Regions from separate parts of the Homo sapiens genome. Here regions 1, 2, 3, 5 and 6 are each linked to region 4. Evidence: chromatin loops called from intact Hi-C (ENCODE). Cell type or tissue: heart right ventricle. All regions are shown on one strand. Each heading gives the region's core, and the rest is flanking DNA. Links, peaks and the distances in the headings are about the cores only. Region 1 has its middle 28 kb from the start of LARP6. Region 2 holds the start of LOC124903522 (a long non-coding RNA gene). Region 3 overlaps THSD4 (thrombospondin type 1 domain containing 4). Region 4 overlaps THSD4 (thrombospondin type 1 domain containing 4). Region 5 overlaps THSD4 (thrombospondin type 1 domain containing 4). Region 6 overlaps THSD4 (thrombospondin type 1 domain containing 4).

Region 1 (5,330 bases), core at 261-5,260, 620 kb after region 4:
CGTGCCATTGTACTCCAGCCTGGGCAACAAGAGCAAAACTCCATCTCAAAAAAAAATTAAAAAATAAAAAATAAAATCTCCTAGGTGATTCTAATAGGCAGGCAGCATTGGAAAGCTCTGGCCACTGGAATGAGGAGCACATTAATTCCCTCCTCCTTTCTCAAGGCTTAGTCCTGGTCTCTTGTAGGCATTCCAGGGGTCTGAGCACCTTGTTGATGAACCTGCTCCTTCTAACTCTCTGGCCAAATCTTCAGCTGGGGCATGGGCTTCCTGTTTGTTAGCATAGCCGGCCTTTCTTGAATAGCTTGACTGAGAAACTCAGCCAATGGTATTTTTACAGATGTTTCATTATTTTTAATGAAAACCAGTTCCTTCTCCACACTGGGACACGAGGCCTGGTGACCATCTCCGCTTGAGGTGCTGGCAGAACATCTACACGCTACACATATCCAAAACACCACTTTGTCCACCCTCCCTCCCGCTCCATACACATGCCCATCTGCTCCTTCTCCTGACTTCCCCATCTCAGCCAGTGGCATCACCATCTCCCATGTCACCCAGACTGGAGATGAGGCCATGTGGAATACGTGAAGAATGCAGGTTCTGAAGACCAAGTGACCTTTGACTAACAACTGAGCCTCCCTATGTCTCAGTTTCCTCTCCAATAAATAATAGATAATAATAGTAGATAATAATAATTCCTATTTCATACAATTTGTTAGAATTAAATGAGTCAGGCCAGGCGTGGTGGCTCATGCTTGTAATCCCAGCACTTTGGGAGGCCGAGGCAGGTGGATCACTTGAGGTCAGCAGTTCAAGACCAGCCTGGCCAACATGGTGAAACTCTGACTCTACTAAAAATACAAAAATTAGCCGGGCCTGATGGTGCATGCCTGTAGTCCCAGCTACTCAGGAGGCTGAGGCAGGAGAATCACTTGAACCTGGGAGGCGGAGGTTGCAGCGAGCCGAGATCGAGCCACTGCCCTCCAGCCTGGATGACAAAGTGAGACTCCATCTCAAAAAAAAAAAAAAAAAAAGAATTAAAATGAGTCAATACCTGTAAAATGCTTAGTAATTTGCCCATGGTAAATGCTCAAAGAACGTGAGGCTACCATATTTGTACCTTTCCCTTCCAAATCTCCCGTATTCAATCAACAATCCAGAACTGTCATTTTTTGGCTCTGAAATATTTCTTACACGCTCCCTTCTTCCCCAGTGCTTACTTAGTTCCACATACCCTCCTCCCAAGGTCTCTCTGTCTCTAAGCCTCTGCATTAACTTATCTCCCATCATGCTACCAAACCTATCTTACTAAAATAGGGCTCTGGTCACATAACTTCCTTACTTCAAAAAATAAAAATAAAAAATTGCAGTCTGCCTCTTCCTGTACAGAGAAAAAGAGCCCAACTGCCTGTTATGCCCTGCTGTGCTGTATGCTTTGTGGGGAAGGCTCTCTGAACATTCCTCCTTGATCCACCACCCGTCTGACTCTGGGGTAACTTCCTGAGCTGGCAGGCTGGCTTCATATCCCGAATATGTGACCATGCCTGTGTCTCATTTACTATTGCATCACTCCAGGGTGTGGCTGGGTTGAAAAAGGCTCTGTTTGGTTTCTGCCACACAAGACAGACACATGAGCAAGTACTCATTGAAGACATATTGTTCATCGATTATTTTTAAATACTTTTTCCATAAAATGTGAGCTAGCTTTTCCCAGTAATTTTCATCCATATACTCTACTTCTTGTAAGTTGTAAACATGACAGAAAAGCTACCTAGAAACTAACAGCAAAGATCTAAGGAAGAAAGGATTGAACCAACAAGGACTGTTGACTTTTTATTCCTAACACTGACATAGATCCTGGTGAGTGCTAATTCCCTTAATGAAAAAATAATCCTGGGCCGGGCATGGTGGCTCACACCTGTAATCCCAGCACTTTGGGAGGCTGAGGCAGGCGGATCACCTGAGGTCAGAAGTTCGAGACCAGCCTGGCCAACAGGGTGAAACCCCGTCTCTACTAAAAAATACAAAAAATTAGCCAGGCGTGGTGGCATGCGCCTATACTCGGGGGCTGAGACATGAGAATCACTTGAACTCAGGAGGTGGAGATTACAGTAAGCCGAGATCGCACCACTGCACTCCAGCCTGGGGAACAAGAGGGAAATTCCCTCTCAAATAATAATAATAATCCTGTAAGCTACAATCTTAGTACTTCAGCCTCATGAAGCATCCCTCAGGATGACAGTCATGTTGATTGCATCAGTCCTTTGCGATTCATTTTGGGTAGTGGGAGATATATCTGGAGTGTGTAGACAGCCCATTGGTGAACCAAGCTACCTTTATTTGGACCAATTTCCGGCTGGGCAGCTGTTTGCACAACACCCCAGATTTGGAATCAGCTGTGGGATGAGCAGAAGCCAGCTAGATACGTGCCTTGTGATGGCACCCAGATATTCAGTTCAATTTCACAAAGATTCGGCCGGGCGCAGTGGCTCATGCCTGTAATCCCAGCACTTTGGGAGGCCGAGACGGGCGGATCACGAGCTCAGGAGATCGAGACCATCCTGGCTAACACGGTGAAACCCCGTCTCTACTAAAAATACAAAAAATTAGCTGGGTGTGGTGGCGGGCGCCTGTAGTCCCAGCTACTCGGGAAGCTGAGGCAGGAGAATGGTGTGAACCCGGGAGGCGGAGCTTGCAAAGAGCTGAGATCGCGCCACTGCACTCCAGCCTGGGCGAAACAGCGAGACTCCGTCTCAAAAAAAAAAATATTCACAAAGATTCCTGAGCAACTACTATGGGTAAAAGAAGCAGCAGGCTGAAGTGCTTTGGATGAAAGATAAATCCTAGGTGATCCTTTTCCTTACCTATAACCAGAGAGTGCAGTAGGTGCAGACCTGCCTTCTCAATGCTGTATTTACAGTTAACTCGCCTTCAAAGATGAATTTGGGAAGTTCAATTTGTTATGGTTTTTCAAAGTGGTAGCCAGAGGCAAATTCCTCCGATTGTTTTGCTATCTCAGTGCCCTCTAGTGTCCAACCGGGACATAGCCTTATCTAAACAGCTGATAACCTGGCACCTGCTCCTAGTTGAGGGTATGCTCCTGTAGTTGGGGAACAAGAAAGACCAGTTGAAATTCCAACCTTGCCACTTGCAGAACTCTCAGGGCTGTCTCACTTCTCTAAGCTTCAGTTCCCTCACTTGTAAAATGAGGATGATAATGCCTACAACATCAGGTTTTTTTGTAAGGAATTAAAAGGATGATACGTGGAAAGCATGACACCATCCTACCATAAAGAAATAGCTCCCAAAAATATACCATCACTAAAGCTCCCAGACATAAACTCATCATAAGTAAGAAGGATGGGAAAGACTAATCTAGCACACTCCTCCCTCTGCATTTTAGCCAGTTGTTTATGCATCATTTCCTTGCTGAATTATGAACAATGAGGTAAGAGACCATGTATCTCCACACATCTTATAGTGCCTGGCCCATGGCAAGATCTCAGAAAATATTTGTTGAATAGGTACTGAATAAAACGAATTTTTCCTGGCCTTAAAAATATTGTACAATGTAATATAAATTCATGGTTTCCAAATATCCAAGCCGACTCTCTTGGAGAGCATGTAAATCCTAAGGACTCTATAATTCAACACTGTTTGGCAACTTCTCCTTGTCCTGAAATACTCCAGCTCTGGAATATACCTTGGGGTAGCTGTAGGTCTCATTGTAAGCTATGGAAAAGCATATTCAGCATGATAAAATCTGGGATGAGAACTCTTGAGCTCTGACCCCCTGATGCATCTGAAAAAAATGAGTGAGCTCCTGGGATAAATGGGGAAGAGCTTCGTTAATAAGAGTGGCAGCCAAAGGCCAGTAGGGACCTTCAGAAGTCAGGACCCAAGAGACCTCCTATATTGCCTCTCTTAAGTGTAAAATGAGAGTGATGGTCCCATCCTGAAGCCCCTGGAATACACTCTGATGGGCCAACTCAATCAACAATGCCCAGATGATTTCAATTATAGAAATGTAATTGAGGCAGGTGCGGATCACCTGAGGTCAGGATTTCGCGACCAGCCTGGCCAACATGGCGAAACTCTGTCTCTACTAAAAATACAAAAATTAGCTGGGCATGGTGGCGGGCACCTGTAATCCCAGCTACTCAGGAGGCTAAGGAAGGAGAATCGCTTGAACCCAAGAGGCGGAGGTTGCAGTGAGCTGAGATTGCACCATTGTACTCCAGCATGGGCAACAAGACTGAGACGCAGTCTCAAAAAAAAAAAAAAAAGAAAAAAATGTAATTGAGTCTGTCATATGTTAAGTCGGCCATGACTTCAGACTTCAGTGAAGAACATATAGCAACTCTTATGAACATGAATAGATATTTTCTTTATACAAAAGTTATTCTTCTAATACTATAAGTCTACAAACCCACAGTAAATAAAAGAAAATAAACAAGGCCGGGCACGGTGGCTTACGCCTGTAATCCCAGCACTTTGGGAGGCCGAGGCGGCTGGATCATCTGAGGTCAGGAGTTCGCGACCAGCCTGGCCAACATGGTGAAACTTCATCTCTACTAAAAATACAAAAATTAGCCAGGCATGGTGGCAGGCACCTGTAATCCCAGCTACTCGGGAGGCTGAGGCAGGATAATCGCTTGAACCCGGGAGGTGAAGGTTGCAGTGAGCCAAGATTGTGCCACTGCACTCCAGCCTGGGGGACAGAGCGAGACTCTGTCTCAAAAAAAAAAAAAAGGAAAGAAGAAAGAAAATAAACAAGACAGATGAGTAGATCAGTTTCACTTTTTTTTTTTTGAGACGGAGTCTTCTTCACAAGAGGAAGAAGCGGACTTTGACATTAAGAACTGATCAGAAGCCAGTAATAACAGATTTATGGAGTGCAACATCTGTTGTTCGTTTAGTATAACTTTAAAACAATTAAAGGAAGATTGAGGCTATAAAACCTCCAAGTTCTCAGAAAATAACAACCTCACAGGGGAACTTAACAGTTGGTCAAATTAAAGTGCTGGGCCTTGTAGCCTTTACTGATTGGCAAATAACCAGATTTGGGGCCATGAAACGATTGTAAAGAACTCTGGAGGGGATTTCGTCTCTGCATCAATCCAAATCATGCTGTCCATGCAAGGAGAAAAGAGCTGGGTCACTTATGTAAAGAGCGGGGATCCCTTTGGCACAAAAAGTAGAGCTGTACTAAGGTCTTATTGTTTAAAAAACATCAAAAATAAATTACCCATCAACTACAACACACTACCTGCTTGAAAAATCATGTTACTTGTAATGTGCTGGTAAAATTAATTGAACATCTGCTC
Region 2 (5,330 bases), core at 177-5,176, 710 kb before region 4:
ATCGCTTGAACCCGGGAGGCGGAGGTTGCAGTGAGCCGAGATCGCGCCACTGCACTCCAGCCTGGGCGACAGAGCAAGATTCCGTCTCAAAAAAAAAAAAAAAAGCCAGGCATGGTGGTATGCACCTATAGTTCCAGCTACTCAGGAGGTTGAGGTGGGAGAATTGCTTGAACCCAGGAGGCGGAGGTTGCAGTGAGCCGAGATCATGCCACTGCACTCCAGCCTGGGTAACAGAGCAAGACTGTCTTAAAAAAAAAAAGGCAAAGGATTTGAATAGACATTTCTCTAAAGAAGATACACAGATGGCCAATAACCAATGAAAAGATCTTCAACATCACTAATCATTAGGGAAATGCCAGTCAAAACCACAATGAAGTACCACTTCACACTCATTAGAATGGCTACTCTCAAAGAACAGAAAAGAAACAGAATATAACAAGTGTTGGTGAAGATGTGGAGAATTAGTAACTCTGGGAATGACTTGGGCTGGGTTGGTGAAGATATGGAGAACTGTACTGTTGGTGGGAATGTAAAGTGGTTTAACTACTGTGTAAAACAGGACAGCAGCTACTCAAAAAATTAAAAACAGAATTACCATATGATCCAGCAATTCTAAGTATATAGCCAAAAGAACTGAGAGAATAATCTTGAAGAAATTTTTCTTTTTTTTTCTTTAAAGACAGGGTCTCACTCTGTCACTCAGTCACCCAGACTGAAGTACAGTGGTGTGATCACAGCTTACTGCAGCCTCGACCTCCAGGGCCCAAACTGAAGAAATATTTGAACACACATGTTCATAGCAGCATTATGTACAATAACCGAAAAGTAGAAGCAACTCAAGTGTCCACCCATGGATGAATAAACATATATATATATATGTGTATATATTCTATATATATATGTTTATATATTCTATATATATATACACACACAATGAAATATGTATATTCATCTACTCATGGATATGTAAATATATATATATATATATATATATGAAAAAATATTCAGCCTTGAGAAGGAAAAAAAGTCTGACACATGCTATAACATTGATGAACCTTGTGGACATTAAGCTAAGTGAAATAATCCAGTCCAAAAAAAAAAAATTTCTGGAATCCAGGCTTGTAGAAAGAAAAAAAAATAAAAACAAAACCCCGCACAAATACTGGGCAGGGTGCAGTGGCTGGCTTATGCCTGTAATTCCAGCTACATAGGAGGGAGGATCACTTGAGGCCAGGAGTTTGAGACCAGCCTGGGCAACACAGCGAGACCCCATCTCTTAAAAAAAAGACAAATACTGTATGATTTGGCTTATAGGTGGTATGTGGAGTAGTCAAATTCATAGAGACAGAAAGTAGAATGGTGGCTGCCAGGGGCTGAGGGAAGGGGGAAGTGGAGAACTATTGTTTAATGGGTATAGAGTTGCAGTTTTGCAAGATGAAGAATTCTGGAGATTGGTTGCACAATAGTGTAATGTACTTAACACTACTGAACTATATGCTAAATATGGTTAAGATGGTAAATTTTATGTCATTTTACCACAATTTTTTAAAAGTTAAAAGAAAAGAGTTTGGTGGGGTAAGCAGAAGAGTTTGGATTTTATATAGTCCCTGGGTATTACAGCTCAGATCGGAAAGTTTGGTAGGGCAGATCAGTGGTTGTTGAAACCAAGTGCTTTCCTTTGCTAGAGGAAATAAACACCTGGATATAATACACAGAAAAATATAGCTTATAATCTATAGGCTTTTCAGGGACTTAGAGAAACCAATCCAATAAAATTCTTTAAAGTATGCCCACTCCTCACTATTCCCAGGGACTGATTCATAGCAGCAGCATCACAGAGAAGGCATATAATCATATATTTATCATGGCAATGAGCTAACTTTATCAGGGAGAAATAGCTGCCTTAAATTTGGGGAAACAGAAAGGAAATATACATTATGCCAGAGCCTCAGTTTTGCAACATGGGCCTTAGCAGAAAGGAAGGGTCATGGGAGGGGCAGTATTATTAGCGAAAAAGGCATTCAGGAATGAGGGGGACTCAAGGACAACTTCATCCCACTGAGATGTCCTGGGAATAAGAAACTACCCCCACCCCCTCTCCCAGGTGCCCAGCCAGCCAGCCATGGCCCCTCTACCTGACTGCCAGACTGAGTGAGGCCTAGAAGCCCATGGTGCTCCTCTCTCCTAGCTGCTGGGCCACAGAACCAGGGAGTCCTAGAGCAGAGAAACTTCTCAGAGAAGGATCTCCAGGTTGCCTCAGGACTAGACTGAGAGGCTAGATCCTCAAACTCAATCCAAGGCTGGCTGTCTCTCTCTCAGAGAAGGAAGTGATGACAACTGAGCCACTAGGCGGCAGCAAAGTCCAGCAAAAAGACGCAGAGGCAGAGGGGTGAGTAAAGACTTCGTTGTCCTCCCTCAGAAAAAGCTACTCCTGTCCCCTTGCTGGGGAAAACGGGCCCAGGGCCCCTCCAGTCCAGGTCACCTACCTATCCAAAGTAAGAAGGGAATCTTCAGGAAGGCTTGTGTGGCCATTTGCCCCGAAAAGAATGGCTCTATCCGCTTCCGCTTTGGTCCTCCTCGCTCTCTTCTCTCATCACCTGGGGAAGGGCCAGCGCTGATTCTGAAAGGACGGCGTTTCCGAGGGCTCTCCAGACTTCCCCCAGCTCTGGCCACTCGGAAGGCAGGCGTGGAGAACAAGTGTGTGTGTGTTTGTGTTTCTGGGCTGCAAGGGTGGAGAGTGCAGTTTCTAGGGCATAGAAATCCCAGGCTCTTCTCCAACCTGCCCTTGTTTGGATTAGCATTTTCTCTTAGACACAGAATCGCCGAAATCTGGCTCCTGTGAAGTGTGATTTCATGATGGCAACAACACTCTTTCCGCTCCTACCTTTATTTAGAGAGCACGGGCTGGGCCCCAGAGCAGAGAGTTTTAACGTTTAACAGTTCCACATGCCCTGTCCGCTGACAGCGAGAGGGTGGGAGGCATTTAAGCCTCTGAAATGATATTCTAGAGAAACCTGAGTTCATCCGCCTGCGTGCCTGACCTCCACAGAGCCAAGGAACACCTGGTACCCAGCAGAGCCCTGCTTTCGCTGCTGCCTTCGTGCTGGCAGGGCTCCTTGCCTTCCCGGAATGTGTTCCTTCTTGTTTGCCACTCAGTGCCTGGCCCAAAGCCAAACCTGGGCTGCTCGGAATGCCATGCCCCCACTCACTTCTCTCTCAGGATCTGAGACAAGGCTCTCTTCCGCCTGGGGAAAGGCCAGGCTCTCGCTGCAGCCTCGTCCCACTGCGCAACTTCTCTAGGCACATCAGACTCTCCACCGGCTGAAAGCAGAAGCACTTAGGGAGAGGACAGCAGGGTCCCCAGGAAAGCAGACGGTGTGGCATACTGATATCCTATTGGCAGCCTTCTAAACTGGGCCAGAGTTGGCAAAGTGTTATTCACAAGGTGTTCATTAACTTGCTAAATGCAAAAAGGTTGGGTTGGGCACCACTCTGGGAAAACATGACACCCCTGCTCCTGGATTCAGTCTAGCATGAAGGTGTGTTAATTGGTGTAGGATTTCTATGCAAGTTTTTCTTTGCTGTTAGTTCCAAATACCAGACTAGTCTGTGTGGCATGCTCTCCCCAATATATAACCACATTTAAACAATTTATTAAGCACCTTCTATGGGCTCCTGAATGCATGCTTCTATAGATACTATGACACTATAATTTTCTGAGCACTTAATTGTGTACCAGGCACTATATAGAGTGCTTTTTATACTCATTATCTCATTGAAGAGAATCTCAATACACTAATACAGTTTTCACACTTTACGCTGTGTAAACTGAGATCAATAGGCCAGAAATACAATATGGACTCCTTCAGGGAGTAGCTGAGGAAGCGAGGTAGACAGAATAGCAATGTAACAGTGTAAGACGGGTGAATCCGTGTAAGTGCAAAAGGCAGTGGTATGGGCAGACTTAATGTTACAGGGGCATGCAGCATGCGTGGGCCTCAAAGAATGAGTAAGATTTGGATCTGAGGAGAGAGGTGGGGAGGATCTTCCCAAAATGTGTGTTTGCGGGGTAACATCAGTTAAAGTATGGTAGTGCTGAGGGCGGGACAGATAAAAATCTGAAAGAAGCAGAGTCTGAATATGTATGTGGGCAGAATCCCCAGGATCTAAGTGCCAGGATGACAAGGACAGACTTAGTCTCCCCGGGCTGAGGAGCTACTGCAGTTTAGGAGTGAAGGAGAAAAGTGATGGTTTGGCGATATTGGTTTCTCAGTAGAGTACAAGGTGGATTAAAAGTTCAGTAGAAAAGTCTAGATCATGGTTTCTCAACCTCAGCACTACTGATATTTTGGACTGGCTAATTCTTTGTTATAGGGGGTTATCTTGTGTATTGAAAGATTCTGGGCCACATCCTTGGTCTCTGCTTACCTGATGCCAGTAGCACCCCCCACCCCTGGTTATGACAGCCAAGTGTCTCCAGAGCAGGCAAACTACCCCTAATTGAGTATCATTGCTTTAGGTGGCAGGAAGTTAGGGCCTGGACCTTATAATATTGGCAGTTATTTTGATAACTGCGTCAGTCTATTGACTTTCAGAATAGCTGATAAAAGTAAAAAATGGTTTCCTTGCCGCAGGAAATTCATCATCAGTGCCAAAGAACTTAATGGCATAGAGAAAAGAGGCTTCAGAAGTAGATCATTCTGCCTATTAGAAACCTCTAGAGGATACTCCAAAGCTTCAGATAATGTGCTCAAGACTCATTAGCAAGACAGCACCTGATAGCAGGATTTCTCTCTCTACCTCATCCCGCAAATCACAACTTACTCAAGGGCCACATTGAGTAAGGAATGCCCCCATGTGCATGCAGGCAGAGAAGCTAATGATCTATAATTTTGCTAGGTTTGCATTCACCCTTCTAGAATTTTGTTTTTGGCAACTGGGAGAGGGGATGAATAGACACTGGCCTATCAATGAAGAGAGCTGATTTACCAAGATGTGTCTTTGTCTAAAGCAGGAATCAGCTAAGTACAGACTGCTGTACAGCCTGGCCAGCTTTTCGTAAATACAGTTTTACTGGAACTCAGCCATGCCCCTTTGTTTATGTATTGTCTCTGGCTGCTCTAGAGCTCCAATGGCAGGGTTGAGGAGTTATGACAAAGATCATCTGACCATATCTGTCCCTTTAAGGAAAAGTTTGCTGATCCCTGGCCTAAAAAAAAAAATGCTTTTAGACTCCTAGGGGTGATTTTTTTTTTTTTTTTTTTTTAATAACGGAGCCTTGTTCTGTCCCCCAGGCTAGAGTGCAGTGGCGTGATCTCGGCTCACTGCAA
Region 3 (5,330 bases), core at 160-5,159, 280 kb before region 4:
TGACATGGAAGAGGAAGCCTGGTGACAATGCCCCTGCTTACCAACTTTTTACAGGTGACCCCTCCAGGCCTGCCCTGTCCCAGGGAGCTGATCCCAGAACCCCCATGCTATTCATGAGCTGAGCCCCATCAGGCCTGACAGAAATCATCATCATCCTGATAGATTTCAAATAGTCTGTCTGATTATCCCTGTAAACCAGCAATGGACCCCAGAAATCTTACCCAAACTTGGTTTCTCAAACTGTGGATTGCTTCTGGACATGACATAAAAATTCTCTGTTGTGCTGAGTTTGCTGACTTGGAGTTTGGACAACACACCCACCCCATGTTCTGGGGATGCACCCAGCTGTTGTCCTCCCCAGTCTGTAGCAATCAGATAACCTGGTTATCCCGTCCAAAGTTCAGAGAAGAATGGATGGGGCGGGTTTGGCACTTGTGCCTTTATTTCCTCCTAGGGTAGGGATTGGACCAAGTAACCTCTCAGTGATATAACAAGCACAAAGTATGGTCACACAGGCCCTCCTCAGGTCACTGCCCAGGTGTGAGATCAGGACAATTATTAACTTACTCTTCCTAAGCTTCCATTTCCTTACTCTTAAAATAAGGCTAATAATAGTACTTCCCTCCAAGTACCTCCCTCTGTCATGAGAATTCAAAGAACTAATCTACGCAAAGAGCTCAGCACAGCAGTTTCTAAGCCCTTGCACACAGCAAGGACTCAATGTGTGTGAGCTATAATTACCATGAATACTTCTGCAGACCTTCCTATTTTAAGGAAGGAAAAGACTGCCTGCATTTGGGTGGTGGGCTCCATCATCCTCCGGTAGAGAAATGTCTGCAGACTCAGAGAGCAGTCCCATGCCCAGTGCCAGCCGAGAGAAAGCTGCCTGCTCTGTCCATAAGCAGAGCCCACCAGGAAGACTCAACATGGATTGTTAGGTGTGAACTCATTATTCTTGTCTTATAGGTCAAAGTATTATTAACAGAAACAAAAGGGGAACCAAGAGAAAAGGCATATAGTAGACAGATAATGGCCCCCTAAAGATGTCCACATCCTAATCCCTGGAATCTGTGAACATGCTACCTTACATAGCAAAAATGGACTTTGCAGGTGAGACTAAATTACAGATTTTGAGAAGGAGAGATTATCCTGGATTACTTGGGTGGGCCCAGTGTAATCTGAAGGGTCCTTATAAAGGAAAGAGAGAGGAAGATGAGAGTCAGAGAGGAGATGTGATGAGGCCAGGGTCAGAGAGAGATTTGAAAGTGCCACCCTGCTGGCTTTGAAGGTGGAGGAAGGGGCCAGGAACCAAGGAAGGCAGGTGGCTCCTAGAAGTTGGAAAAGGCGAGGAAGTGGGTTCTCTCCTAGAGCCTCTGGAGAGAGAGGGGCCCTGATGACACCTTCATTTTGTCCCAATGAAACCCACTTCAGACTTCTAACCTCCAGAGCTCTAAGAAAGTAAATTTGTGTTGTTTTTTCTTAATTTTGAGATAGGGTCTCACTCTGTTGTCCAGGCTGGAGTTCAGTGGTCTGATCACGGCTCACTGCAGCCCCAACCTCCTTGGGCTCAGATGATTCTCCCACCTCAGCCTCCTGAGTAGCTGGGATTGCAGGCACACACCACCATGCCTGGCTAATTTCTGTAATTTTTTTTGTAGAGACAGGGGTTTCATTATGTTGCACAGGCTGGTCTTGAACCTCTGGGCCCAAGCGATCCACCTGCGTCGGCCTCCCAGAGTGCTAGGATTACAGGCATGAGCCCCCTTGTCTGGCCTGGAAACTAGTATAAAGCATTTCAAATGTTGAACTGGCAGGGCAGACCCAGGATGCTCATGCCATTTTGGAATCGAGTGAATGAAACAGTCTCATCAGTGAAGGCTCAGACAAATGGTGAAGCCTGCTCCAATGTCAAGGCCCCTTGGCTTTGAAATATGCGTCCCTCAATTTTCTCTGTGTTGACCGAGAGACAGAGGGTGGATGCACAAGAATTGAGAGAGAGAAGGCTTTACAAGGAAATGACCAGAGTCCCCGGCCACAAGACAAGGGATTCTACCTGGTCTCCTGTGGGGTGGCACCTGGGGGCTGATGGCGTTGGTCCCCATGATCACGTACTCGTAGTGCACGCCTGGGTTTGGCTGCTGGTGTATCATCTGCTGACACAAAAATCAGTGTTACCGCACTTGGCACGTATGCACACCCCTTCTGGGTTTCAATGGCATTTGCAGAACTACTGAGAAATGACTGGGTTGGTTCACTCTAGTACGCATCCAGTAATATCAGTGAACCTGTGGCAGATTAAACAAAGTTATTCCTGGATGGCTTTTTGTCATTTACTTTTGAAGAATGAAGAACTTAGGCCGAGCAAATCAGAAGAAGACTAAGCTAAGAGTCAAGATTTTCTAAACTCCAAAGGAGAAGATGGAGCAACGGTAGCAGAACCTTTCTGTCCTTAGATTTTGCTCAGTGCTCTTGAAACATCCAACACAGATAAATACGTGTACACTGCAGGAGAACTGTTTTAACACTAGGTGGCGTGACAAAGTCATGCGAACAAGCAGCAGACCTCCTGGACAGAGCCACCCCGGGATGCTTTAGGTTCCCTCAAAGTTCTTGACCTGGCTGGTGAGGCTGGCCCCCAGGTCCCTCCCTCTTATTCAGGGAAAGCCCCAGAAACACAAAGACATGGGGCCAGGAAAACAAGTAGAAGCGACCCAACTCTTGCTGGGTCATATTCTCTTAGGAATGATGACAAAAATAGGATGGCAAGCAGGAATCTACGTAGGACTGTGGAAGTCAGCAGCTGAACATTGTCTGGGCTGAAAACATATTAAATGAGCATGGCCCAACAGAATACGTCCCTCCCTATTGGATTTAGAGCACACAGTCTTTGCTGCCCATGGATTTCCTGATGGGGAGCAGGGTGGTGGGCTAAACCCAGCAGCAGAATGAGAATCCACAGTGTAAATATGAGCCGTGCAAGGAGACACGGTCGGGTTTGATGTTTCTGTCTCTGCTGCTTTATAAAGCAGCTCTCCTATTGACCAGCTGTGTAACCTAGAGCAAGCCCCTTCACCCTGCAGTTTTTGATTTCTTCCTTGGGGAAGGAAGAGGTTAGAATCATGTCACTTTCAAAGGTCCTTTCCAGCTAGAAGCATCTCTGAGTCACTCCTGCATGGTGGGTCCTGTGTCTATTCTTCCTGTTTATGCCATGATCTCTTGCCACTCCCTACTGATGAAATGGGTCTTCATTTTATAAATTACCCAAAGGAAGGCAGACCTGAGAACCCCTGGGATTCTCCTACCCAGGAACCAATATCAAACCATCGGCGTTGCAGAAACGTGGTGGGCACTGAATCCCCAAGGGACACGGTTGTGTGACCTCAGGTTCCTGCTGTGTATCCCTCATCCCCTCACTCCCTTTTCACACAATCTTCCTCTCGGTCTGTGGCTGGAAATCCTCCCTCCCTCTCTGGTGCCTCTTCTGCCTGAGCATTCTGCCAGTGCAAAACCTTGTCCCGTTTATGAAATTGCTGTTGGCTTCCATTCCTAGACCACCCACAGTAGGCCTTTAACAACCTGAGTTTTTACCTCTGATGCCATTTAAAATATATTCAGATTCAACCAACCAACTGGACAGTCTAAAAAAAAAATCCAAAATAAACTACAACAAGGCTTCCTTTGTAATTTCGAGTCTACTAGGCCCAAGAGGAAAGGACATAGAACTGTGTGTAGGTGGAGAAGTAATGACAATGCAATTAATAATATTTCTAAAACTCTGACACAGCAAATATGTTAATCAGCTCAGCTTTGGGGACAGAAATAATGTGTATATTCATGGGTGATCTCAATCTTTTTATCAAAATGTTATTTCAAGCTTTTATGTCTTATCACCCTTTATTTCCTGGTCTTTTAAGAAGATTGAATTCTAGTGGTTTCCTTTGAACGTAAGGACCATTTAAAACTCTTGAGCAATTTAATATCTTAGTTTCACGTAAAAGAAATTAAGGTTTTGTCTTCTATGAAGCAGGGAGCTTCTAGTAAATCTCTCTACTGTGACTCTCAGCTTTATTGTTTCATCTGGAGGGCTCTGGAGCTCTCCTTTCTTCATTTGCTCTCAGAGTCTGAACAGGGCTGGGAGCTGGGAGCGGTCCTGCCTTCCTTTAGGCTCTTGCTTTCTTTTGCCATAAAAAGAAAACATGCCAAATTAGCAGTATAAGGAAAGTGCCTGGAGGAGATCCAATGCTCATGAAATAAAGGGCATGTTTTGCCTCTGATTTGGTTCAACAAGTAAAATTGGTTTTACTGGGTCAATAAACTCCGAAGGTAATAAGCATCTGGTGGAGTTGGAGGTTGCTGTGAGCTGGGCCCATTCAGAAGTAAAGGCAAAGATGAACGCCAAGCATTCAAGGAGTGCCTCCAACAGGCTCTGCTCAAAGGGTTTTTATTGAGTATGGGCAATGATTTGTTGCTTATTTGTTCAGAGTATGTTCCTTAGAAGTGACAAGATTCAAAATCCAAAGAACAGTCCAGAAACATCCAAACTCACGTAGACATCCAAGATCTCGTTGGTGGGACCTTCCGCCAAAAAGGACTCTCCGGCAGTGCTCGAAATCTCATTTGGACGCTTGTAGGTGAACATGGTCCCTCCGCCCTCGTATTTTCCTGGTCGATCAATTGCCCAGTTCCCATTGATGATGGAGCGTCCAGAACGACTTCTCAGGGCTGTTGAGAAAAATCAGACAGTTCTTTGGGTAAGCCCAGGGTGTGCACAAGAAACAGAACTGACTCCCCCAGTTTCTGGCTTCTTCATTCATCAAGGTTTTTGACAGGATCCACTATGTGCCAGGCAATGATCCAGGCCCTGGGGCGCCATTAGGCATCTAGATTACATCCCCTTGGGCTTAATCACTGCTTCAACCCACCCTAATCCCTTCTATCACTTGGACTTAGTATAGAAATGTAGGGTGGGGGCTGGTTAGGTGAAAAGGATGTGGAAAATGGGAGGGAAAGGAGAAAGAGGAGGAAGAGAAAAAAGGGGGGAAGGGAAACGTATTTATATTATATACCATTATCTAGGTGAGAGGTTGCACGCTGGCAGCCCACGAGCTGATTTTGGCCCATAAATGGGTTTAGTTTGGCTTCTGTAGTGTTATTAAAAAAAATAACTGAGCCCAAATTTAAGAATTGAAATATTTCACATAAAAAATTTAAGAGTTCTGGCTTCTCTTATAAACCAGGAAGACATGTTAACATTGGCTTCACACTCCCTCATGGCAGCAATCGGCTGGAGCCCAGGATGGCTGTCCCTCTCAGATGGACCCTATATGCTC
Region 4 (5,330 bases), core at 60-5,059:
TGTCAATTTAATTCATAGCCCAGCCAAGGAACCTAGAAGGGTGAGGGGCAAGCCACATTTCCCTCCCCTACACTACCAAGTGAAATGGGGGCTTGTGAACAATTTGAGCTGAGTTATGAGCAAAGTTACACCTCCACAGACTCCAATTTGTCACTAATTTATACTTGTTACATAACCTTGGATGCTATAAGAATTATTATTTCCATTTTGCAGATGAGAAAACTGAAACCTGGAGAGCAGCAGCAACTTGTGAATGAGCACACAACTTGTAAGTGATAGAAGCTGGATGTGAGCTGAATCTTCTGAGCCCAAACCCAAAGTGTCTTCTGTTTCTTTCCTGTTCTACTCTCCCCCAACCCTCTCTGAGTGGGCATAGCTCTCAGGTGAAAATTAGAGCAAGAAAAAAAAAAATCTTCAATTGCCTGCATTATTCTCACCTGGGCCTACAATCACCAGGCACCCAGAGCATGAGTCTCCACTTTTTTCCAGGCCTAAGCTTCCTCCAGGCAGCTATGCCAGTCAAATGAGGCATATGGACACGCAGCCACCCAATTCACTAACTACAATGACTCAAGGCGCAGCGGGTTAGTGAAAGAAGCAACAGGTCTGCCATCCTTGAGTTTTCAAACACACACTGCTGGATTTATATATTTGTCCCACACAATCCCTCCTTCCCTTGTTCCTTCGTTTGCACATCACAACTCCTATGGCCATCCGTGTCCACCCTGGACAGCTGCCCTAGGCCAGAGTCCCAATCCACCTCTTTGCATTGTCATAGGACCTTAATATGGGAAGTAGTTTCTTTTCCTACTTTTAATCCTAAGTAGTTTTTTGTTCCTGTCTACAAATTCTATCATGAATTTGTGGTAAAAGCTACCCAAGGAACTAGGTGGATAACAATTGGTATTAAGATGACTGCTTTTCATTTTCTAGTAGTTGGGCCTGCATATTGGGTATAAATCAATTTTCTCCCAATTAAATCTACTTACTTCTCAAACGCTATTTTCACTTGAACTGTTAAATTTTACTTCTCATTTTGCTCCCAACACTTTACAACCCAGGCTAAAGTGACTATAAAATGTCTACACAGGATGGGGACAACCGATTATCATCATTGTCCTGTGTGACTTTCATGTCTTTAGATTACATGGTAATAAAAATAACAGCTGATTGTATTTTTAGTACTTACAGAGTAGCAGGCACTGTAAGTACTACACAGAATTATCTCCATCTTCACAATGACTCTGTGAAGTAGGTTTTATTATCACCTCCATATTTTCTGAGGCGCAGAGAGGTTAATTAACCTGCCCAAGACCACACAATAGTTAGTAGGTGATGGAACCCAGACAGCAACCCAAGTCTGACTCCAAAGCTCATGTTCTTCACCAGTGTCTGAAATGCCACATAGAAACAGTATCAATGTACCCCCAAATAATGTGTTCAGTGGAACAAGAGTTTTAAACCAGAAGTACTGAATAATAGTGTATGTGTTTATGTCGACAAGAGCAGTTTAAAAGCCCTAATTACTAACTCAAATCAACATATAAGCCTTTTCCATCTGAATATCAAAGTCCTGATGTGGCAACTGAGTGTCCTCTGTGATCACCATCTCAAGGAATGTGGCCAAGGAGAATAGGTTTCCCTTGACCCTCTGGGGCAGTGACCAGGTCGCCCGCTGGTCAGACAGGCACACTGGTAAGGCTGGCCAGTCCATTTTCTGGTTTGCCCACTTTGGCTGCTGTGAGGGAGAATGAACAGAAGGCAAGGGGGTTTGTATGTACTCATGAAATGTGTTTACAGCCAGTCCCCAGTTTTCACCACTTCTCCTTTGACCAATCTATTCACCCAGCCATGCCTGGGAGCCACCTATATTTAACTTTTCACCACCCTGACTGAAGAATTTGTCAGTTTCTACCAGGCAGTTAATATTATCAGTGACTGGTTTCCCAATCAATGCATGAGTGCCATCTAGAGTTAATGGAGGTAACTGCAGCCACAGTGGACAAATCATTCCTTCCTACATCTTCCTAAAAGTCCCTGCAGAGAAAGCAGGAAGGACTGCATTAAGATCATTACAGGACTCAGGGATGGATACCCCATTCTCCATGATGTGCTTGCTTCACGTTGCATGTCTGTATCAAAACATCTCATGTACCCCATAATATACCTACTATGTATCCACAAAAATCAATAATTTAAATTTAAATTTAAAAGAATCATTACATGACTCCATACTAGGCATTACTTACAGCAAACCACGCAAATACGGTTTCTGTTTCTGAAGACTTTGTTATGTAAGGCTGGAAAAAGAAGTTAATACATCTAATATCTATTACCTCAAGATCAAATTATGAAATGCCCCCAAATGTTAAGGGAGTTAGACTTGAGATAAGGACCGGTTGTTTCCTAAGCAGTCTCTGCCACCAAAATATTTGATTTTGCCTTGGGCAAATGACATTTCTCTGGGCGTCAGTCTTCTCAACATTGTCTTCTTAATATTCTCAATGAGGATGTGGACAATATGATACAAGTCATTCTTACAAGGCCCATTTCTAGTATATAATACAAGACTTCCACATAACAACTTTTAATGGCTGCTATTGTTTCAAGCAGGCAGACAGAACAAGAAATAGAGTAAATCTTCTTGTGACCCTAACAGAACCCTGACAATGTTTGTTTTGGCATTGTCCCGTAAAACCAGATCTGTGCCTGGCTCATGGGATATAACCAGAAGTCAAGTAAGCAGAGCTGCCGAGAAAGCTACTGTTTACCAGAGGAAAAGCCACAGATTCAATTGACAAGTAACCTGTACCTTTAGTCCTTCTTTTTGCCTGGAACATGGACTCAGGAGGTGGAAGAGCCAGGATGTGTTCATGAGAACATGCAGTGACATGCCAAGGAGAGCAGAACAAGACTCTAGAAGGCTCCCAAGCCTGTGATGAATTGTAAGTGCATGTTTATTAGCCCAGGACCTCTTCCTCTGGAGTTGTTCCATGAGAAAAACAGTATCTCTTTTGGTTAAACCACTCTAGGGTTTCTGTGGCAAGGAGAATGTCATCGCTAATTGACACAACTCAGGTTTTGTCTTTTATTTTTATATTCAACAAATATTAGCACATATGCCTGTAGCTATGTGCCAGTAACTATGACAGATACTAAAAGACAGTCCTACCTCGAGGCACTTGTGGTCTGGTAGGATAAATTCTATAGCTGTATTAACTTGTCAGAAGGCATCAAAAGGAAGAGAGGTGGTCAGAGAAGTCTCTCCGAGGGTGACTCATTAGCTGAGTATTCAACAATTAGCCTGGCAAAGAGGAGGAAAGGGCTGGGCGTGGTGGCTCATGCCTGTAATCCTTGCACTTTGGGAAGCCAAGGTGGGAAGCCAAGGTGGCGGATCACGAGGTCAAGAGATCAAGACAATCCTGTCCAACATGGTGAAACCCTGTCTCTACTAAAAATACAAAAATTAGCTGGGCGAGGTGGCACATGCCTGTAGTCCCAGCTACTAGGGAGGCTGAGGCAGGAGAATTCCTTGAACCCAAGAGGTGGAGATTGCAGTGAGCCGTGATCGCATCACTGCACTCCAGCCTGGCGACAGAGTGAGATTCTGTCTCCAAAAAAAAAAAAAAAAAAAACAAAAAAAATGGAGGGAAGAGGGCAACAGAGGACACTGTTGTTTGCAAACCCACTGGGCACTTCCCCCTTCCTCCATGCTAACAGTGCCTTCGTTTTCATTCCTGTGTCCTTGTCTCCCCCGGCCCACTCCCCTGACTTCTTTAAATCCCTGTGCCAGTGACAGGCTACAGATGAGCATGAGACTCAGTTTTCACTACTAAGACAAAAGACAAGTTTTTCTTTGAGGGCTTCTAGAAACATGTCCCTGACTCTTAAAGAGCATGCACAAGAAAGAATAGGCTCCTCCTCCTGCTGGACTTCATGTCTTCCCGAGATGCTCAGATCTGTGGCAGACATCCTGAAAACTGGAGGGAAGTGACCCTGAGGAGGCCACACAGAGTTTGGCAGAGAGAAAAAATGAAGAGAAACTTGTCCTTGATGACACTACCGAATTGCTGCCATTAATCAGCCCTAGAACCACCAGACACCCATCTTTATGTGCTTAAACTCTTAGTGTTTAAGCCTTTGCATTGGATTTTCTGTTACCTGCAGCCAAAAATATCCTGCTATGTAAGGCATTCTAGGCAGAAGCAGCAGAATATACTAAAGCACTGAGAAAAATGACAAAAGATGACTTGTTTGGAAAACTAGAGGTATTCAAGACCAACGTATAAGGTAAGATAGTAGTGTGATAAAACAACACTGTAGAACTAAACAGAGACCTAAAGACCGTGGAGGAATTACTGGAAGTTTTACAGGAGAGTGACACATTTTGATTCCTATTTTACAAGACGACACTGGCAATTCTGTATAAGAAAGGGCAATGCTAAATAAAGGAAGACCATTAAAGTGGTTGCTATACTTATCTACACAACTAATGATGAAGGTTTAAAGAAAGGAAGTGATGGCGGGAAGAAGAACAAAGAACAAAGTAGAGAGAACTACTAAGGAGGTAGTTTCCTTGGGACAGTTTCACTATGGGATAGAGTCAGGGGATGGAAAGCGGAATTGATATTGACATTTATATTTCTGGCCTGGGTGATTAGTTAGATGTTGTTCATGGAGATACAGAAGAAAGTATCCAAAGTTATTTTCTTTTGGGAGAGTTGAAGGAAATAAATTCAGTCTTAATTATCTCAAGGTTTGAAGTCCCTGTTAGACAATTAGGCAGAGCGATCTTGCAACTGCATTTTGCTAAATGGTGTAAAACATGGACTCATCTCCACAATTAAGCTCAGCAAAATTTGTCCCATGCTTAATGCTTTGATGTACAAAAAAAGCAAAGCACATCGTAAGGATTTCATATCCCGTCATGGATAACATTTGAATTCTACAACCTTGAAAAGAACTTTCTGAGCCATTAGCCATGAAGATAAATCATCACCTCTTTCCAGTCAGCCAAAACAGTGGTCCTAACCAATGCTTTGAATTTCAGACTTGGGTACTCAGCTGTCTACTTTAGATCACAATTTGGAAATGATGGGAAGGATCATCTGAGAAAACAGAGAACCTCCTGTCAATCAAGATGACGGGGAACAGAACATTGACTTTGCTGGTGCTTCTGTAAATGTGACACATCTGCACTCTGAGGTTGTGAGATGAGGGGATATCCAGGTAACACCTGGTGAAGAATGAACATATGGTATGATATCAGCAGCTCCAGATGAACAGTGTTGCTCCCATGGTGATCTCATGACTGGTTAAATAATAGATGG
Region 5 (5,330 bases), core at 181-5,180, 100 kb before region 4:
GAGGGCGGATCACTTGAGGTCAGGAGTTGGAGACCAGAGTGAAACCCCATCTCTACTAAAAATACAAAAATTAGCCAGCATGGTGGCGGGCACCTGTAATCCCAGCTACTCGGGAGGCTGAAGCCGAAGAATCTCTTGAACCTGGGAGGCAGAGGTTTCAGTGAGCTGAGATCGCACCACTACTCTCCAACCTGGGTGACAGGGTGAGACTCTGTCTCAACAACAACAACAAAAACATTTAAATGAGAAAAGTCATATGGTGAGTTTTCACCCAAGTGATTGACCCAAAGCTCAAACTTGGGTCTTGCATTAGCAAGTGAGTTCCACATAGCTGACTGGCTATTTTAGATACTAGAAAAAGAAAGGCAAAGCCAGGGAGAATTGTGTACCACGAAATAGTCATTAAGGTCATTACATTGACCCTTCATTTCTATTTGCCACAAATAACACTCTAGGAATGAAGAGTGACAACTAGTTTTTTAAATAAAGGGTGTCACTGCTTACAAAGCAGTCCTACATTCATTATTTAATTTGATTTACTCCTTAGGAAATAATTTATGAAGAAGAAAATGTCCTGCAATGATGACCTAAATGACACGTCATAAAAAGATAATCTTAAGACTGTAGATCTAGAATTTTGAGAACTTTCATAGGCCCAGAGAAAAACTCCAGTTCTCAGGATCGAGCTGACTGACAAATTTCCCGCCACATCCCCTCACAATGGATGCTTCTGTGATCTGAACTATGCATTGTTTCCAGAACATGCCATGTCCTTTCTTATTTCTGGGGCTCTATAGATGTTTTCCCTCTGCCTGGAATGCTCCCCCTCTTTTCCCACTTAAAGTGCTTACTTATCCATCAGAAAAGAGTTAAGATTGCAGACCTGACTGCTCTCCTTGAAAAGATCTGCTTACAAGGCTGGCCCTAGGCTGGCATCTGGTAACTTGGATTTGGGGAGGGTTCCCATCATTCCCAGAACTGGTAAGGGTGGCTTGCTTGCTGCGCCTCTACTGTATAGACAATATGGTTTATGCTGAACACCTGCTTTCCTTGTGGGAGTCTGGAATTTTGTTAGCTGGCAGGCAGAGGGTGTGCATGTGGTCAGCCCCAGTAAAGATGCTGGGCTCTAGGCCTCTAACAAGCTTCCTAGCTGGCAACATTTCCCATGTGTTGTCATAACCCATTGCTAGGGGAAGTAAGTGGGTCCTGCGTGCCTTCCCTGGGAAAAAAAAACCTCGGGAGCTTCCATCTCGTTTCCCCCAGACTTTACCCCAGGAACCTTTTCCTTTTGTTGATTTTCTTCGTATACTTTCACTGTAATAAATCATAGCTGTGATTGCCAATGTATGCTAAGTCACTGAATCACGACAGATAATTGAATCTTAGGGGTTATCTTGAAGACCCCCAACACACAGCCCTTCAAGCCTCAGTTCAAATATGTCATCATTTGTGGAATCTTTCTTTGCTTTCTTAGGTAGCTTCCCATTGCTCTTGCAATTAATGAGAGACCCTTATTGCATGATCATTCACTGTTTGTATTCTGTGCCCCTTTTAGAGTATAAGCTCATCAAATACAAAGATCTGGTCTTTTCACCTTTCTTTTTTCAGCACAGGGTTAATACACTTGGTAGCATTTGCAATGGTGATTATAGTCGATAACACATTTTACACAATGGGAGCATTTTATGCACATTCAATTTGCTTTTCCTACCTAAAAGCATATCCTGGTAGTCATTTCATTACACATCTAGAGCTACCTCATTCTTTCTGAATAAATGCACAGCATGCCTTATCACTAGGACAGTAGGATGGAAAGGACCTAATTATGACAGGTGGCTCATAGAACATTTTACACACTCAGAGTAGACCTATATGATAAAAAGTCTTAGAAATGGAAAATCTGGATCCAAAAGACATTTATTTATTTTTAATGTAAAAAACTGTGATATAATTTACATGCCATAAAATTGCTCTTTTAAAGGATATGGTTCAGTAGTTTTTAGGATAGTCACAAAATTGTGCAACCATCACCACTACCTAATTCCAAGACACTTTCATCACCATGAAAAGAAACCTTGTCTGTACCCATCAGCAGCTAAGATATTTATTTTTCATTTTGATAGGTTTTGCCATACTGTACCGTCAAAATTAAAGAACATCCACGCCTGTAATCCCAGCACTTTGGGAGGCTGAGGTGGGCGGATCACGAGGTCAGGAGATTGAGACCATCCTGGCTAACACAGTGAAACCCCATCACTACTGAAAATACAAAAACAAAATTAGCCGGGCGTGGCGGCAGGCACCTGTAGTCCCAGCTACTTGGGAGGCTGAAGTGGGAAAATGGCGTGAACCCGGGAGGCGGAGCTTGCAGTGAGCCGAGATTGTGCCACTGCACTCCAGTCTGGGCGACAGAGCAAGACTCTGTCTCAAAAATAAGAAAATTAAAGAACATCTTTTTGACCACACTTTGCAGAATTTATCATATTATTCCAAATATGGAATGTAGCAGATTTCTAGTTGCATCTCCCTCCCTGTCCCTACATATAACAATGTCTCATTGGTCTTATCTGAGAAGGTAAGTCCAAGTTCAAGAAAGAAAATGCAAGCCTCCCATTCCCACCTCCCCTTCCCCGCCATTCTGCTGCATCCTGCAAAGAAGCTGCACGTTGGCACGCTCCCCACGCTGACAAATGCCTCAAAAGTCCAGCTTGACTTTAAAAGTCCTTTACAGTCTTTTCGGGGATACGCCCCATCTGTACAAGTGTACACGACTGCCACCCTAACCTTGACTAAGACAAAAGGGATTCTCATGATCTCACTGTTCTGAGTTTAATGCTCTGGCAATGGGAAAATTAAAGAAGGCACAGTTCTTTTCTGTGTCTGTCCTCCAACCCATGCACTGACACCATACCAGGTTGTTCTGTCCTTGGACCACAGTCACCAGCACTGACAGTGCCAGCCACAGGACGCCAAACAAGGCTTGCTTTGCATCACAGCCCTCCTCTCCCCACCTGCCAGGTCCTGCTTATCTGAAAGGACCTCACACCCTAGAAAACTGACTGTAAACTGCTTCCCAGAGTGTGCCGCTTGGCTTCCAGCCCCACGTGGAGAACACAGCCCTCCAAGCGCCCCCAGGTGTATGACGCTTTCTTACCCATTCTTCCTTCTCCTCATGTGTTTTTAGGAACATCCAAAGGGAAGATAATTAAAACCTGCAAGAAAACCAGCTGGCAGAGAAAAGGAAAATCCTGGTGACTTAGTGACGACGCCACATGTTTATGGGTAAGTTTTGCAAGTAACACGACAATAAAAAAGAGGCTGTTATAAATAAATGCCACATTCTTCAAAGCTCTATATAAACTACATTCTTTTTAAGAGGTGGGGGCTACTCATACTCATGCTCCTTCCTCATCATTTCATTTCCAAGAAGGAAAAAGGAATCCTAATTGTATAATTTCCTAGGAGCTCAGGCGTTCTGGAGCCAACAGCACAGAAACACACACGCACTCACACACGCATGCACACACATGCACACACTAGGGGAAAGAGGGAAAGCAAGAAAGAAAAGAGGAAGAGGCCCAAGAGGATCTTTACTTAGCAAAGCAGAGTGGAACAAAGGGGCAGGAGGGCAGGCATCTCACTACCTCTGATCGGGTTTTCTAGCTATTCATGTTAAGCACACATACTTTTAACTCATAAGACAAAACCTCTGCCTTCCTCTCTCAAACGCTGAGCACTGTCTGAAAAGCACCAAGATTTGGGTGAGCCTGTATAATCCCTTTCATTTTTCATCTGCTTTGCTGATTGTCAGGTGAAGCAGAGCCATTTGCCACTCTGCATGTGACACAAGGCTAGGGGCACACAGATTCCGGCGTGGCCTTCCCCACGAGTCAGCTGTGTGCAGGTAACTAAAGCCTGCCCTTTGCTTGCTGTTAATAAGAATAATTGGCACACCACTGAGGGGCTGCTGGAGCACTGTGATTTGCTCAGTTCGGGGGTCTCCCCAGACCATATGTGCATGCAGCGGTGATAGAAATATTTTCCATATGAGCTCTCCTCTCGCCTGCTTAAATGCTCCAGGCTGAGTGAGGCCAGCCCATTTGTCATTCACTCTACACACGAAAAAAATCAACAGGGAAATTGCGAACTTCAACTACAACTAGAGGGCAATGGTCTGCTTTCAGCTTCCAGCATCACTCACCCATTCAGTTCCTCCTGCTCCCATTCAAGGGCTCAATCCCCCCACAGGCCCAGAAAATGTCTACAGAGCAGAGGACATGAGTAACTAATAAGTGAAAAGCCTACAACAAGTGACCCGTTGCTGCATGTCTCTGAGCTGCATGTCTGTTTTGAACAGAGCAACAAGCCTGCTGAAACCACAGCTAGCCTTGCAGCCGTGGGCTTGGGAGCACTCCCACTTCCACTCTTCTTAGACAAGGGAAAGTAATTACATTAGGCTTTCAGAGCCTGCTTGGTCCCTGACAAGGCTAACAAAAGGCAAAGCTGTGAAGTGGCCTCATGGCCTTTTTAGGAGATACACTTTTCATTTGGCTTTTCAAAGACGAAGATGGATGCAGGAGAAAGGCTGTCCTTTCGTTACTCAGGCATCAGGGTAAGGAGGGAAAGGAGTGGATGAGGGAAATACGTTGCAGGCTTGTTTGCAGGTGAGGGTGGATACACCAAGGTGCTTCCCTCTCTGGACTCAATGATCATCTATCCCAATCTCTTTGCCTGCATCAAAAACTGACTCCAGGAGGTATCACTGATGTTAAAAAAAAAAAAAAACTGTACCCAACAATCACATGAACTAAACCAGTAATAATAAATCATCCTCATGAACTTAAAATATGTCTCCCTGCTAAGGTACATCTGGGTACACTCCTAGCCCTGTTGTATATCATTCTCCCTCTTCAAATCTATGATAGAAAGTTAAGCACAGATTTTTCTAAGCACATCAAAGAAAAAAAAAAAGAGAGAAGTGTTGCAAAAGCAGGGAAGAAAAGCAATTCCCCTAGCATGTACATTCTCTCTGCAGCACTGGAGAAAAATTCTCAAAAGGTAACAGTCCCTAACGAAATCTGACATGGCACATCTTTTTTTTTTTCTGCTACAGCAGGAGAAGCGTGCGTGCTACAGGCATCTGTCACCAAGGCCAGAGCAACTTCCCAGTGTGGCAACTGCACAGACAGCTTCAAAATGACATTTTAGAAAGTATAAAATTCTTCAAGAAGAAAAGAAGTCTTCATATAAGAAAAGGCAAGAGAAGCCTACAAAAGTAATATAAAGCATTACTCTTTGCACCCCATAAAATTCCATTCCCTGATCCCTCT
Region 6 (5,330 bases), core at 170-5,169, 200 kb before region 4:
AGTTCAGTAAATGTTTCCTGAGCCAACTTCAACTACGTGCCAATTCAGTGGTAGGCAGCGGAGACATGAAGGTAAAACAAACAAGGTTCCTATTTACAGTCTAAATCAGGGGTCAGCAAACTGTAGCTAGTAGGCCAAATCTGGCTCACAACCTGTTTTTATAAATAAAGATTTATTAGAACACAAACACTCCCATTTGTTTAGTTATTGTCTATGGCTGCTTTTGTGCTGCAACAGCAGATTAAGTAGTTGCAACACAAACAGGAAAGTCGACAAAGCCTAAAATATTTAGATCTGGCCCTTTACAGAAAAAAATTGCCAATCCCTGGTCTAAATTGAAAGTCAGACACAATCAAATCACTTCAATATTGTTTGTAAATGTCGAGTCCTGTGCAGCCAAAACCAAGGCTCAGGTAGATGCTTCCAAATCTACCCCTGACTGCCCTCATCCTGTATCATATACACCCACTTGATTTGTTCCAAAGTGACTCAATTGTAAAACAGAAGGCAGAGAGTTGTCTTCTACCACAGTAGTCTTCAACTTTTTTAAGTAGAAAAAAATATACTTCAAAAATAAAATCTCATGTGGAAATCCAAAGCTCCACTATGCAAAATGAGAAGAGCAGAACTGCTTTGGTTGAAGGACTGTCAGGGTTTAGAAACCTAGCTTCTCATCCTCCTGCCTGCTCTTCTTCCTCAAGGTGAGGGCTTCTCAACTCCAGCTCTACTGATGTTTTGGTCCTGAAAGGTCTTTCTTATGGGGGTTGCCTTATGCATTGTAGGATGTTTAGCAGCATCCTTGGCTTCTACCCACCAGATGCCAGGAGCATCCCTCTCAGTGTGACAAACAAAAATGTCTCCAGACATTGCCAAATGTTCCCCATGGGAGCAAAATCACCCTCAGTTGAGAATCACTGCTCTTTATTCCAAAGCTCATGGGACACCGAGGAGCACATGACAGATTCCCCAGAAAGCTTTAAAATGATGGTAGTTCCACAGAAGTGCACAAACAGCCTTTGTAAATGTCAGAGAAGCTAATAAGCAAAGAACACTTAATTATCCAGTTTCCAAAAATAGTTCCTTACTGCTATCAAACCTTCTCGAGTTCTTTAAGATTGCCTCTTGGCTTAGCTTCAGCAGGAGTATCATTATGTATTGCAAAGAGCACAGTACCTGCGACTTGGTAGGTGTTTAATAAGCGTTTGTTGAATGAAAGAGCAGCTGGTTGAAGAATCAAAAGATCAAAGTTACAGGACCAACCTGCTCTTCGAACTGGCTCATCTCTAAGGTCCCTTCTGGTGCCAAAATTTTTCTTTTAAAAAGAGATACAGCCCTGATATGAAGAATCCTGCCATGTTTAAAGGGAGGGAAATTTGCTGTATATACACAAAATTAAATTGGAAACAGGAATCAATGAAGATCAAATTGACGATGCCATTCATTTGAAGAGAAGAAATGGTCCATGGCATAAAAGGTATTTTGGCTTCCTAAATGAAAGCAATTGTAAAACGAGCGATCTGGTTTTAATCAAGCTTATGGCTGTCACTTTTCAGTACCTCATCCTAGTTCATAATAGGATAGCATCTTATCAAGGGACTCAACTGGAAGAAAATGTTGGCGCTCTTGTAGGATAAAACTGGGTAAGAATCAACTGCAGCTATGTTTACAAATCTGAAGAAAGGAGTCCCGAGAGGTAAACATATCATATTCTGTAAGATAATTACCACCTCCCCCAATTCCAACAAGGGTCATCGTTCTCTGGAGGGTGGGGATATCCCAAACTCTAAAATTCTAATGCTTTACTTTCATAATTTTCCTCCTCCATGGATTGAAATGGGGGAAGGAGGAGAGAGGCCTGAAATAGCTTTTGACAGTGATAATTGCTCTATTATAAAAGTAAGGTAACCATATTTTTGTATAGAATACTAGAAACCTCTAGACTTTCACTTTACTTTTAATGTGTAGAGCCGTATGGTGAATTGTGTTTAAAGAGATCATAATATGTCTGGCCAGATTTTATTGTAATTTTTTAGTGTCTCAGGAGGGGCTGGCAGCAGGAAAAAACCACGTGGGATGGGTCTGTTAGAAGCTGTGGTTTGGGGCTGATAAGGGGTCAAGACTAGGAAGTTCCTTGCAGAATGGAGCAGAGAGACACTGCCTACACCCTATAAGGCAGAGTTCTGGAGGCTAGATTATCAGCAAAAAGGCAATAGTGAGTTGGGTTGATGAACTCTGATCCAGGATGGAGGTTGCTTGCACACTGGCCTGATTTACAGGGCCTCCTGAGCGCAGATGGCCTGTGTCTACCAATGCAGGTCCCCAGAAGGCTCTCACGGGACCGTCCCCATGGCCAGAAGGCAATGATGGAGATTCACGCCGGCATCTTTGTCATTTCCTTAACACACAGCCAAATGTGCCTGTTTGCATTTTTCTCCACAAGATGGCACCTCTAAGCCTTTGCAAGAGGGTACTTACCTAAACAACTAGTTTAAGTACAAGAAGCAGTGATCCAACATTAACAAAAACAATGACTGTTGAGAAACACAAGAAGGGTGGACCCAGAGATGCAGGCTGACTGCATATTTACTGTGCTCTTATGTGCAAGTTTCTGCCATGTTGTTAAGGCATGATTTCATTTCTTAAAATTTTTTTGGAACATCAAAAAAAAAAAGGTGGGTGAAATATTCAAATCTTGTATTTCCAAAATGTTCAAGAAAAATGCTTTAAAATCTGTGTAAATGAGTTACAACATTGGGGAATATATAGGCTTCTTAGCTATCATTGGGCCATCTCCAGGGACGGCTGAGAGGACTGACTGGGTGAGTGGGACGAGATGATGAGAGAAAAGGCTGGCAACGAAAGTGTGGGATCTTAAATCCGAAGACTCTTGAGTGGGAAATGGCAGGCTGAAGAGCTCTTTTCAGAAGATGTCTGGCAAACACGGGCAATGGACTGGAGATGGAAGAGACTGGAGACTGGGACACACACAGACAACTGCATTAAGATGGGCACAAAGTGATGGAGGCCTGGACCAGAGAGATGAAATTAGAATGGAGGGCAAGGGCCCACCAACATCACGCTGAAGGAATGGCCAACTGGACTGAAGATGGATGTTCTACCAAAGGTGGAGTAAGGAAGACCAAGGTTCCTGGCCTGACAACCTGAAAGAATACTAGTGTTCTTGAGGCAGAAACTCCACTGGGGGGCAGGCCTTTGATGGAGCCATCTTACAGCAAGGGTCTGAGCATAGATCTTGATACTCATTAATTCATTCATCGAATTTAGTTATAATAATTCTCTCTCTCCCATTCTTTCATCAGAATTTTCCTCTAAAACCCTATGCATTTTTATTTTAGCTTTTTGGATAGGAATCCTTCTAAAGTATATTTTATAATTCTCAGTTTTTAAAAAAATCAAGACTAGTAAGTGTAAGGTTCTTGTACTGGTTCGAACCCTGAGAGCGTGCCAACAGACAACAGGAGGCGGTGTGGAGCAACATGCTGTTTTAATGAGCACCAGGGTGCAGGCGGGCTGAGGCCTAAAATGGCGTCAGCCCCAAGTGAGGACAGGGCGAAAGTTTTATAGTCTCCTGTAAACAGGAAGTGTCCTAGTCTGACATTACTGCTATGTTGTACCCGGATGGCCTCTTTCTTGATTTTCAGGGGTACGTGTCTTCCGGCTGGCTCTCTTCCTGCTTCTGCTATTTTGCTGGAGCACACTGCTGGTGCAAGTAGCCTTGTGCCTTGGGACTGGGCCTGAGAAGGGAGGAGTTATTCATCTCCTTAAGCTTTCAGGCCCCCGGGGAGAATCTTACAATAAGCCTTAGTTTATTTTCTCTGGCCCCCTGTTACTCAAAGTGTGGTCCATGGACCAGCAGTGCAGGCATCGTCTGGGGCATTTTAGAAGTCTTGCACCGCTTCCCAGGGCTACTGAATCAGAATCTGCAGTTTAACAGCATTCTCAGGTGATTCCTATGCACATTCAGGTTTGAAAGGTGCTGCTCTACATTGTGGGTCAGCAAGCTTCTTTTGTAAAGAGCCAGAGAGTAAATACCTCAGGCATTGCAGTCATATGGTCTCTGTTGCAGCCACTCTGCTGGATTGTTGCAGCGTGAGAACAGCCATGGATGACTTATGGCTATGTTCTAATAAAACTTTATTTACACAAACAGACGGCAGGTGGATTAGGCTCACATGCTAGATTTGGTTTACTTGCTAGATTTGGCCCATGGGCTATAACTTGCTGACTCTTGCTCTAGATGACTCAGAGACATTCTGAGGTGTGAGAGATTGCCACCCTCTATATTAAGTAGTTCCAACTACCAGAAGGTCTCTGCCGTCCCTCCTCTGGATGTCAGAAGTCACTTCTTGCAGCTGGCAGTCCTTTTCTGACTTCCTTATTGGCTGTTTTCACCAGGAAATGGTTGAAGAGCAAATGAACTATCACAGAACTGAAAGAACTCCCTAGTCAATAAATGTTGCTGCCATAACTGGCTAGCCATATGCAAAGATTGAAACTGAACTCCTTCCTTATACCATATAAAAAATCAACTCAAGATGGATTAAAGACTTAAATGTAAAACCCCAAACTGCCAAAACCCTGGAAGACAACCTATGTAACACCATTCTGGACATAGGAACTGGCAAAGATTTCATGACAAAGATGCCAAAAGCAATCAAAACAAAAGCAAAAATTGGCAAATGGGATCCACTTAAGAGCTTCTGCATAGCAAAAGAAGCTATCAGGCTGGTGCACGGCTCATGCCTGTAATCCTAGCAATTTGGGAGGCTGAGGTAGGCAGATCACCTGAGGTCAGGAGTTCAAGACCAGCCTGGCCAACATGGTGAAACCCCATCTCTACTAAAAAAATACAAAAATTAGCCAGGCATGTTGGTGGGCACCTGTAATCCCAGCTACTCGAGAGGCTGGAGGCAGGAGAATGGCTTGACCCCAGGAGGCAGAGATTGCAGTGAGTTGAGATCACACCACTGCACTCCAGCCTGGGCAACAAGAATGAAACTCTGTCTCAAAAAAACAAAAAACAAACAAAAAAGCCCTGAGATCTGGCTAAATAGAAAAGCCTAGTTTTGCTTCCAGTGCTGGAGAGAGAGGAAAGGGACAGAGAGGAAAGGGAGAGGAGAAACTAGGAGATGGTGGAGAAGAGCCAAAGAGAAGCTCTGAGTGATGGGGGGACTCCTAAGGACTTTGAATCTGAAGTGCACTTGCTGGGATTTAAAGAATTTAACAAAAATTTCTTTTCTACGTTCCATATGTTCAAAACGTCTTTTCTTCTAGACACATGAATGTTCACCTAAGAGCCTTCCTAATAA

The links. Hi-C counts contacts between places; a loop is a spot of excess contacts. Peaks named below come from ENCODE experiments on the same cell type or tissue, not always from the same donor. Only the 100,000 strongest peaks of a DNase experiment are listed, where the experiment ranks them.
Region 1: it touches region 4 in a loop (4-fold over the local background); 12 of 110 quality-filtered maps call a loop at or near these places.
Region 2: a loop joins it to region 4, with 6 times the contacts of the local background. A loop is called at or near these places in 15 of 110 quality-filtered maps.
Region 3: a loop joins it to region 4, with 9 times the contacts of the local background. A loop is called at or near these places in 91 of 110 quality-filtered maps.
Region 5: a loop joins it to region 4, with 3.0 times the contacts of the local background. A loop is called at or near these places in 10 of 110 quality-filtered maps.
Region 6: it touches region 4 in a loop (8-fold over the local background); 60 of 110 quality-filtered maps call a loop at or near these places.

Annotation. Positions count from the first base shown.
Region 1 is chr15:70,823,013-70,828,342 of GRCh38, reverse strand. No RefSeq gene overlaps it. Among named protein-coding and RNA genes, the nearest start is that of LARP6, 28 kb to the left of the region's middle. In heart right ventricle, for the core only: a CTCF peak has its summit at 3,041 (motif pointing left); no DNase peak of the experiment used is centred there; H3K27ac peaks cover 511 bases.
Region 2 is chr15:72,153,228-72,158,557 of GRCh38, reverse strand. LOC124903522 (a long non-coding RNA gene) reads right to left here and starts at 3,409. Exons shown (of 3, transcript XR_007064706.1): 1 at 2,487-3,409. RefSeq lists an enhancer at 2,603-2,692. In heart right ventricle, for the core only: a CTCF peak has its summit at 2,346 (motif pointing right); DNase peaks (open chromatin) are centred at 2,357 and 3,107; H3K4me3 peaks cover 1,191 bases.
Region 3 is chr15:71,727,941-71,733,270 of GRCh38, reverse strand. It overlaps THSD4 (thrombospondin type 1 domain containing 4), which reads right to left. Exons shown (of 18, transcript NM_024817.3): 9 at 4,547-4,722; 10 at 2,054-2,150. Among named protein-coding and RNA genes, the nearest start is that of THSD4-AS2, 39 kb to the right of the region's middle. In heart right ventricle, for the core only: a CTCF peak has its summit at 2,525 (motif pointing right); a DNase peak (open chromatin) is centred at 2,582; H3K27ac peaks cover 1,654 bases.
Region 4 is chr15:71,445,424-71,450,753 of GRCh38, reverse strand. The region is part of intron 7 of THSD4 (thrombospondin type 1 domain containing 4); the gene reads right to left. Among named protein-coding and RNA genes, the nearest start is that of THSD4-AS2, 240 kb to the left of the region's middle. In heart right ventricle, for the core only: CTCF peaks have their summits at 1,770 and 1,970 (motif pointing left); a DNase peak (open chromatin) is centred at 1,923; H3K27ac peaks cover 1,961 bases.
Region 5 is chr15:71,547,553-71,552,882 of GRCh38, reverse strand. The region is part of intron 7 of THSD4 (thrombospondin type 1 domain containing 4); the gene reads right to left. Among named protein-coding and RNA genes, the nearest start is that of THSD4-AS2, 140 kb to the left of the region's middle. In heart right ventricle, for the core only: no CTCF peak of the experiment used is centred there; a DNase peak (open chromatin) is centred at 3,012; H3K27ac peaks cover 1,048 bases.
Region 6 is chr15:71,648,989-71,654,318 of GRCh38, reverse strand. The region is part of intron 7 of THSD4 (thrombospondin type 1 domain containing 4); the gene reads right to left. Among named protein-coding and RNA genes, the nearest start is that of THSD4-AS2, 40 kb to the left of the region's middle. In heart right ventricle, for the core only: a CTCF peak has its summit at 2,439 (motif pointing right); no DNase peak of the experiment used is centred there; H3K27ac peaks cover 1,816 bases.